Linked DNA regions of Homo sapiens: region 2 is linked to region 1. Evidence: chromatin contacts called from ENCODE Hi-C or POLR2A ChIA-PET data. All regions are on one chromosome and are shown on one strand. The core of a region is the stretch at or near the end of the contact, and the rest is flanking DNA. Distances in the headings are between cores, read along the strand shown.

Region 1 (3,457 bases), core at 958-3,457:
ACAACATACATCCTTAACTTATCAAAGTCTAATAGAAAATAGTAGTATTTTTACCATTTCCTCTACAGTGCTTAGGACCTTAGAACACTTTAAGGCTATTTGCCACTCTGCCTTTTACACTATTGTTGCTATATTTTAAATACTATAAGTTGTTATTACTCTTTTATACAGTCAATATTCATTTAAATTCTCTTTTCCCCCTGCTTTTTTTTTGAGACAGGGTCTTGCTTTGTCACCTAGGCTGGAGTGCAGAGTGTGATCATAGCTCTCTGCAGCCTTGAACGCCTGGCTCAAGCAATCCTCTTGCCTTAGCCTCCGAAGTAGCTGGGATTACAGACACAAGCCATTGTATTTACCCTTTCTGAGGCATTTTATTTTTTCCCTGCAATTCCATGTTTCCGTCTGAGATCATTTTCCTCTAGCCTAAAGTATTCCTTTTAGTATTTCTTGAATAACGGATTCACTGATAACTGATTCTCCTAACCTTTCTTTGTCTGAAAAAGTCTTTCTCTTGAAGGCTTCTTAACTAGATTTAGAATTTTGTGTGACATTTATTTTGTCCACACTTCTGAGATACCATTTCATGGTCTTATGGTTTCCATAGTTGCAGTTGAGAAGTCAGTAGTCTGTTTTAGTTTCTGCTTAAACACACTTTTTTTTTTCTCTCCAGGCCCATGAGATTATATGAGGTTGGTGCAAAAGTAATTGTGGTTTCTGCCACTATGTTCAATGGCAAAAACCACAGTTATTTTTGCATCAACCTAATGGGAAGCTCTGCTCAGTCTCTCAGCTTTTCAGCTGCTGCATGTAAATAGACATGCTTTAAGGGGAAAGAGGGACGTGATGTCAGGCTCACTTTGTTGTACTTCCCTTATCTCCATGATTGCAGCCCCTGAAATCCTTGCTGTCTTGGTACTTCTCTAAAGCCATTTAAAATACATATATATACATTTTTTTTTTTTGAGACAGTCTGCAGCCTAGGCTGGAGTGCAGTGGTGCGATCTCAGCTCACTGCAACCTCTGCCTCCTCAGTTCAAGCGATTCTCCTGCTTCAGCCTCCTGAATAGCTGAGATTACAGGCATGTGGCACCATACCCACCTAATTTTTGTATTTTTAGTAGAGACCGGGTTTCGCCCTGTTGGCCAGGCTGGGCTCAAACTCCTGACCTAAAGTGATCCACCTGCTTTTATAAGGGAGGTTAAATCTTGGGCCTGTGTTGGAAAGGCCAGGTCCCCAAGCTGAACCCCCCCATGCTCCTTGACCTCTCCCAGAGACTCCTGTCCTTTGGTAGTGGTGGAATTCCGGGGGTGGGCAGTTAAGTGGGCATTAGGGAGGGGAAGTCTCTTAGCTCTCCACGCTAAGGGGACTGGAGGTCAGAGACTGCACCATTTTCACGCGATCACACAACAGTGGCTGCACATCAGATTAACCCTCCAAGAGTGAGTCTGGGGAGGGCGTGGACCCAGCTTGATAGAGCTGGATGCACCCAGCACAGCCGTAATGTTTCTAAATGTGGAAACTGAGGCCCAGAATGAGACCTTCCCATGGTGGTCGGGATCTAGATGTTCTTGGCTGCTTGGCCAGTGCTCCGCTCTGGGGGTGGCAGGGCACAGTGGGCGCAAGGCTCTGCTCCCGCCTCTTGCTTCTGGTTCACTCCTCCAGTTGGCCTTCTGAAGCCTCGGGCAGTGGGTGGGTCTGGAGGCATGGGTGCGTGTTGCTGCTGTGAGTTCTGGGTACAGTTCCCTGTGGCCTCTCCTCTCTCCTTCTGATTTCTCACAGAACCCTGGAGACCGTTTCTGAAAGCGACAGTTTTTTTTCTTACTAATCCCTGCAGTTTTCTTCCCACACCCAGTTTCTCTTCCTCATTTCTCCCCACCCTGTTGTGAACGAAAGCCTTTGCACCCAGTCATGCCCCACTTTGTCTCCCTGTACCTCTGTGACCTGACATGTACCTCCAGGCCCGAGGCAGGTGTTCAAGGATGGGGGACGGGGTGGGGTATCTCTGGGCCTTCTGGGAGTGCAGGTGGGCTTCCTCCACACAGGCTATGCTGGTACTGCCCCATCGCCCGCAGTGGTTCAGCCCAGCCCCAAGGCTCCAGGCTCAGGGGCCCTGGCAGGAAGGAAGGAGATGGTAAGTAAGCTGGGGGCAGGAAGCAGGTGGAGCCCTTAAATAGGAGAGTGAATAGCATCTGAAAGCCCCTGAGTCCAAAGCACTGCCGCTTGCTAGCTGTGTAGCCACAGACACCCCTGCCTCTGGGAAAGCTTGCTTTTGCAGGGCCTGAGGAAGTCAGCAGCACTTTTACCTGGTCCAGACAGAGGGCTTGGGAGATGGCAGACTGTGGGAGGCCTGTTGGGAAATTGTTTCCTGCCTTAGAGGCCCAGGACTTTTCTGAGGGACCACTGGTCAAGAACCGAAAGAGGTACTGGGGAAGGAGGAGGACCTGCGGCCTAGTCTCACCTGGCCAGCATCTGAGGGGCCACTCCTGCATCCCCTGGGGCTAGGGGTCTGTCCCACTGCCTCTGCCTTGCCTTTCTTAGACCCTGCAGCCCCCAGGACCTCTCGCCCTGCCGCCCTGTGGAGTTACCAGGGACACATTTTCCTGGGAGCCTGCTTCTGTGTGTGTGGGGCTAGGATTTGATGAGCCCCTGAGCCAGAGAGGACCCCAGTGAGTTCTTGGTTCAGCCACCCCTGCCTGAAAAGACTGAGGCAGGAAGAACATAAAAACATAGTAGCTAGCCGCAGCTCCTGCCGGGAGATTCTGGCCCCTTGTGGCTCCTCTCTCTTCATGGAGGCCTTTGGGGCTGTTCAGTTCTCACTGCTGTCCTGGTGGACTGTGGCCTTCCCAGCCTTGCACATGGTCATGCCTATTTTCACAGCCCTCACTGGCCACTCTCAACAGTCTTGGAGCTGAGTCAGCCTCTCGTGTGCTTTGTGCCTTGACCCTGTCCGCGTCATTGCAGGCCCAGGCGCCACCTCCTCCTGGAGTGTCTCCCCTCCACATTCCCACAGCTGTAGGCAGCCACGCCCCTCTGGAGCCCTCCAGCACCTGCTTCTCTGTCCACATGTCACTCCTCACTGCCACATGCCCCTGGCCCAGCACACCCAGATGCTTTTCTCTAAGTAGTTGAGGCGTATTCCATGGCATGAGCCCCAGGGCAGGAAGGCTCTGAAGAGGGGCCAGACTTGGGGAATTTGTGGGTGACCACTGGCCTTCTCTTTTGGGAATCACTCAGCCTAGGAGCTTTAGCCCTGGCTGGGAGTTATACATTGCCTTGAGCTAAGATGTGCAGCCACTGCTGTGTGATCCTATGAAAAGGGTACAGTCTCTCTGACCTCCAGTCCCCTTATCTGTCAAATGGGATGATCCAGGAGAGACACCCTGTGAATGCTCCCTAGGCGTCCTTGGCCCAGCTCTGGAAGAGAACCGTACTCCAACAGAGTAGACAGGGCCTCTG
Region 2 (3,868 bases), core at 1,361-3,860, 550 kb before region 1:
CTGTGAGCCAACACCTCACCACTGCACTCCAGCCTGGACAACAGAATGAGACTGTGTCTCAAAAAAAAAAAATGTTGTGGGAGAAGCCCAAAAATCATGTCCACTTCATTATATTCCATGGGGGGCATTCTGTAGCAGATTTACCAGGGCCCCATAAACCCCAGCTTCCCCAGAGGCTCCACAGGATTCTCAGTGGGTTCTCTTAGGGCAGTGGAGGATTGTTTGCCATGCTTCAAGGCACAAAGGTACTTAGCTAGGTGCTTGTCAGTTTTGGAGCCTCTTATTTTTTGTGGGGGAGTGTCCAGACTTCACTGAGGGTCAGTCCTCTGCAAACACAGCTTTGATGGAGTGGTTGGGTGGGAAGAGGTGGTGAGTGAGGAGAATGACAGCAGTTCCCAAGGCAGTCTGGCTAAGTCCTGCCATGGAGGTGGTTAAAAGACAGGCTCCTGACCCTCTCTGGAGAGAAGACTTTGGTACAGTGGGCCCAGGGCTCAGGAGGACTCCTTCATGCCCAAGGTTTCTGAGGGGACAAATGATGGTATTTCAAGGGATCAGACCTGGAGAGAGTGATGTCAGGATAGGTAAGGGGTGTAGGTAAGTTCCCCTGAATGCTCTCTATTGTTGCTTCTCTCTCATTTAATACAACAAACAGGATGGGCACGGTGGCTCATGCCTGTAATCCTAGCAGTTTGGGAGGCCAACATGGGAAGGCTGCTTGAGCCCAGGAGTTTGAGACCAGCCTGGGCAACACAGCAAAAGACCCCATCTTGATAAAAATAACAAAAACAAAAATGGCATGGTGGCGCTCATCTGTAGTCCTACCTTCTTGGGAGGATCACTTGAGCCCAGGAGGTTGAGGCTGCAGTGAGCTATGACCACACCACTGCACTCCAGCCTGGGTAAAGGAGTGAGACCTCAAATGTAAAAATAAAAATAACCTAAAAAATTCTTTCTTTCTTTTTTTTTTTCTTTTTTTTTTTGAGACGGAGTCTCGCTCTGTCGCCCAAGCTGGAGTGCAGTGGCATGATCTCGGCTCACTGCAAGCTCTGCCCCCCGGGTTCATGCCATTCTCCTGCTTCAGCCTCCCGAGTAGCTGGGACTACAGGCACCTGCCACCACGCCCGGCTAATTTTTTTTTTGTTTGTTTTGTATTTTTAGTAGAGATGGGGTTCCACCGTGTTAGCCAGGATGGTTTCGATCTCCTGACCTCATGATCTGCCCGTGTTGGCCTCCCAAAGTGCTGGGATTACAGGCGTGAGCCACCGCGCCCAGCGAATACTTTCTTTATAGGATCAAAATTCCCATATTAAGCCAAAAGACAATGCTGAAAATGTCATAACCCTGAAAGTCACTTTGGGCCAAGGCCCACTGTCCCCATTGTTACTTTCATTGTGACAATAGTGTGGTGGGCAAGGAGGGAGGCCAGAGTCCGGTGGGAACTGGGTTTTAGGAGGAGGTATCTGAAGAATGTGTAGTGGGTCGGGGGCTGGTGCGGTCAGAAGGGCCACCTCTAATTTCTGCCTTGCATTGGTGACTAGATCTGCACTTTCTGGAACTCCCAGAGAAGTTTGCTGGTGCCTTTGAGGGCAGGTACAGGGCCTGCCTTATCCAGGTAGCCCTGGGGTGGGTGCGGGTGTCTCGGGCAGTAGGCAGGGGCTGAGGGGAGGCTTACCTCTGACACAAGACCTGGGTACAGCAAGGGCATGCAGTAGCATGATCAAAGTCCCCCCAGAGTGGTCCGGGCAGCGTCTCTAGTTGGGCCAGAGCTGGGCAGGTGGGGACCTGTGTTTCCCTCGAGGGGAGGCAGCCTCCCCTTCCCCTTCTGTGAGGCCCTGTAACAAGACCTACCTCGGATTTTCAGGAGGGCCAAATGCGAGGACATGTACAATACCAGCTCCGCAACTGACACCTAGTAAACAGTGAACGTAGCTGTTGCTATTATAACAAATACCTGTTCCCTGTGGAAAATGGTTAAATGTCAACTTATGCTTTTAAATGTCTATAGGGAAACTAGTTTTATGGACATTATTTATTCTTCTCATCTGCATTTGCAGTGTATCTCGGCCCAGCTGCTTCTAATTTTTTGCCATTATAAAACAGGGAACATGAGCATCTTGTGCAGGGTGGGTTTTTTGTTTTTTGTCTCACTGTGGCCTCGACCTCCCGGGCTCAGGTGATCCTCCTACCTCAGCCTCCTGAGTAGCTGGGACCACAGGTGCGCGCCACCACAGCCGGCTAATTAATTTTACTTGTGGAGACGGAGGTCTCCTACGTTGCCCAAGTTGGTCTCTAACTCCTCGGCTCAAGCGATCTTCGCGCCTTGGACTCCCACAGTGTTGGGATTACAACCGCGAGCCACCGTGCCCGGCTTTCTGCAAGTTCTTGATGACCGATGAGAGCCGGTGGGCCCAAACCCGGCGGGCCCTAACCCGGCTTCACGCTCCGCCCGGCCCGGCCCGGCCCGGCCGTCCATACTTCCCTCCGGTGTCCACCAGAGGGCGAACGGGAGACGCGAATGTGGTTCGACTACGCATGCGCACGCCGCTGGGCGCACGTGCGGAGGGCGGCGGGGCGGGAGGGTAAAGGTAGGAGGTGAGAGGTGAAGGGGCGGGCACCCGGCGGCCAGGAGAGAGAGGGAGGGCGCCACGCACCGGACTGCGGGCCGAGAGCGCGCACGCCGCGCTCCGCCCCTGCTGCCGCCCCCGTCGCCGCCGCCGCCGCCGCCGCAGCTTGGGAGGTGCTGCCACCACAGGTACCGTCACGCGGGTGCTCAGGGCGCCTGCCCGCGGGCCCCAGCTCGACCCCAGCCGCGTGGAGCTGGGAGTTCCGGAATGGGGGCCGCTAGGTTCGGGGGTGCGTGGGCATGGCGCTGTCCAGCAGCCGTGCGGGCCGGCCCTGGAGACCGCAGGCCGGCAAGGAGGCAGGGCCGCGCGTCCCCACCCCCAACCCGGCCGTGTCCCTGCACCGGCCGGCCCCTGGAGCTCCGCGTCCCCACCAGACCTCCGCGGGCCCCTGGTGTGACGGGGGGAGATGCGCGGCGTCGCATCCCCTGGCCTAGTTGCTCCGGGAAGCTGTTGTAGAACCTGCTTTGGTGCTGTTTGGGTTTTCCGGAGTGCGGGGGAGAGCAGGTTCTCCACTTTGCCTCTTTTGGAAGATCTTATTGAGAGACAACGCTAGTTGCTTTGCTGGTTTTGCTTGGTTTCTAGTTTTCCGTATTGCTTAAACCTCAACTTTGCTCACTAATGTTGCTTCTGTTTACTTCTGAGTGGGTTTATGACCTCAGTATTTAACCGGCTTATAATGTCACGATAGCGTTAGTTGCAGGGAGCCCTGGCTCCGGACTGTTTGAATCACAGAAAGTTGTGCAGATGGGAATGCGGAGGGGGGGGCAGTGAGTCGCTGTGGGGGCTCTGGCAGGGGTCAGCCCCTGGTTCGGGTCACTCACTGCTCCACCTTGTATGGCGACAGTCGGAGCTAGGTGAATAAACTCTTTCTGGGGATTTTGTAATACTTATCGTGAAGCGGCCATAGAAAAGGTTTAATGTTAGCGTTGCGTGTGTTTCTTTTATTTGGCCAAAAATTTGTGGAGTTTGGTTATGCCGTGTCTTTATTGGTTTGCTGTCAGGTCAGGATATTGAGCAAAAGACTGACGCTTTTATTAGGGAGTCAGGGTCGAGGGTGTCTAGTTAGTGCTGTATCCATTTTAGGTGTTCCTCAGTGATGCCTAAAGACTTGTTTTTTGTTTGTTTGTTTGGAGACAGGGTCTCACTCTGTCTCCCAGGCTGGAGTGCAGTGGCGCGATCTCGGCTCACTGCAGCCTTGATTTCCTGGGCTCAGGTGATCCTCCCACCTCAGCCTCCCCAGTAGC

The links. Hi-C counts contacts between places; a loop is a spot of excess contacts on that map. ChIA-PET counts read pairs that join two places held with the same protein, here RNA polymerase II (POLR2A). Pooled maps may share reads with other maps.
Region 2: a loop to region 1 is called in a map with no recorded cell type, with 4 times the contacts of the local background. The contact joins the promoter of SCAP here to the enhancer-like site in region 1. A Hi-C loop is called at or near these places in 3 of 37 single-sample maps with no recorded cell type and 2 of 50 pooled maps. POLR2A ChIA-PET finds 5 or more read pairs at or near these places in 3 of 52 experiments (AG04449, PC-9 and WTC11).

Annotation. Positions count from the first base shown.
Region 1 is chr3:46,925,746-46,929,202 of GRCh38, reverse strand. All of the region lies in intron 2 of CCDC12 (coiled-coil domain containing 12), which reads left to right. Among named protein-coding and RNA genes, the nearest start is that of CCDC12, 49 kb to the left of the region's middle. RefSeq lists an enhancer at 1,598-1,977. Within about 2 kb of position 2,207, at least 22 of the 41 ENCODE cell types and tissues checked have a DNase peak (open chromatin) inside an H3K27ac peak, as active enhancers do.
Region 2 is chr3:47,474,683-47,478,550 of GRCh38, reverse strand. It overlaps SCAP (SREBF chaperone), which reads left to right and starts at 2,610. Exons shown (of 23, transcript NM_012235.4): 1 at 2,610-2,752. It overlaps LOC105377073 (a long non-coding RNA gene), which reads right to left and starts at 2,606. Exons shown (of 3, transcript XR_940821.3): 1 at 2,187-2,606; 2 at 1,849-1,909. RefSeq lists a silencer at 2,523-3,062.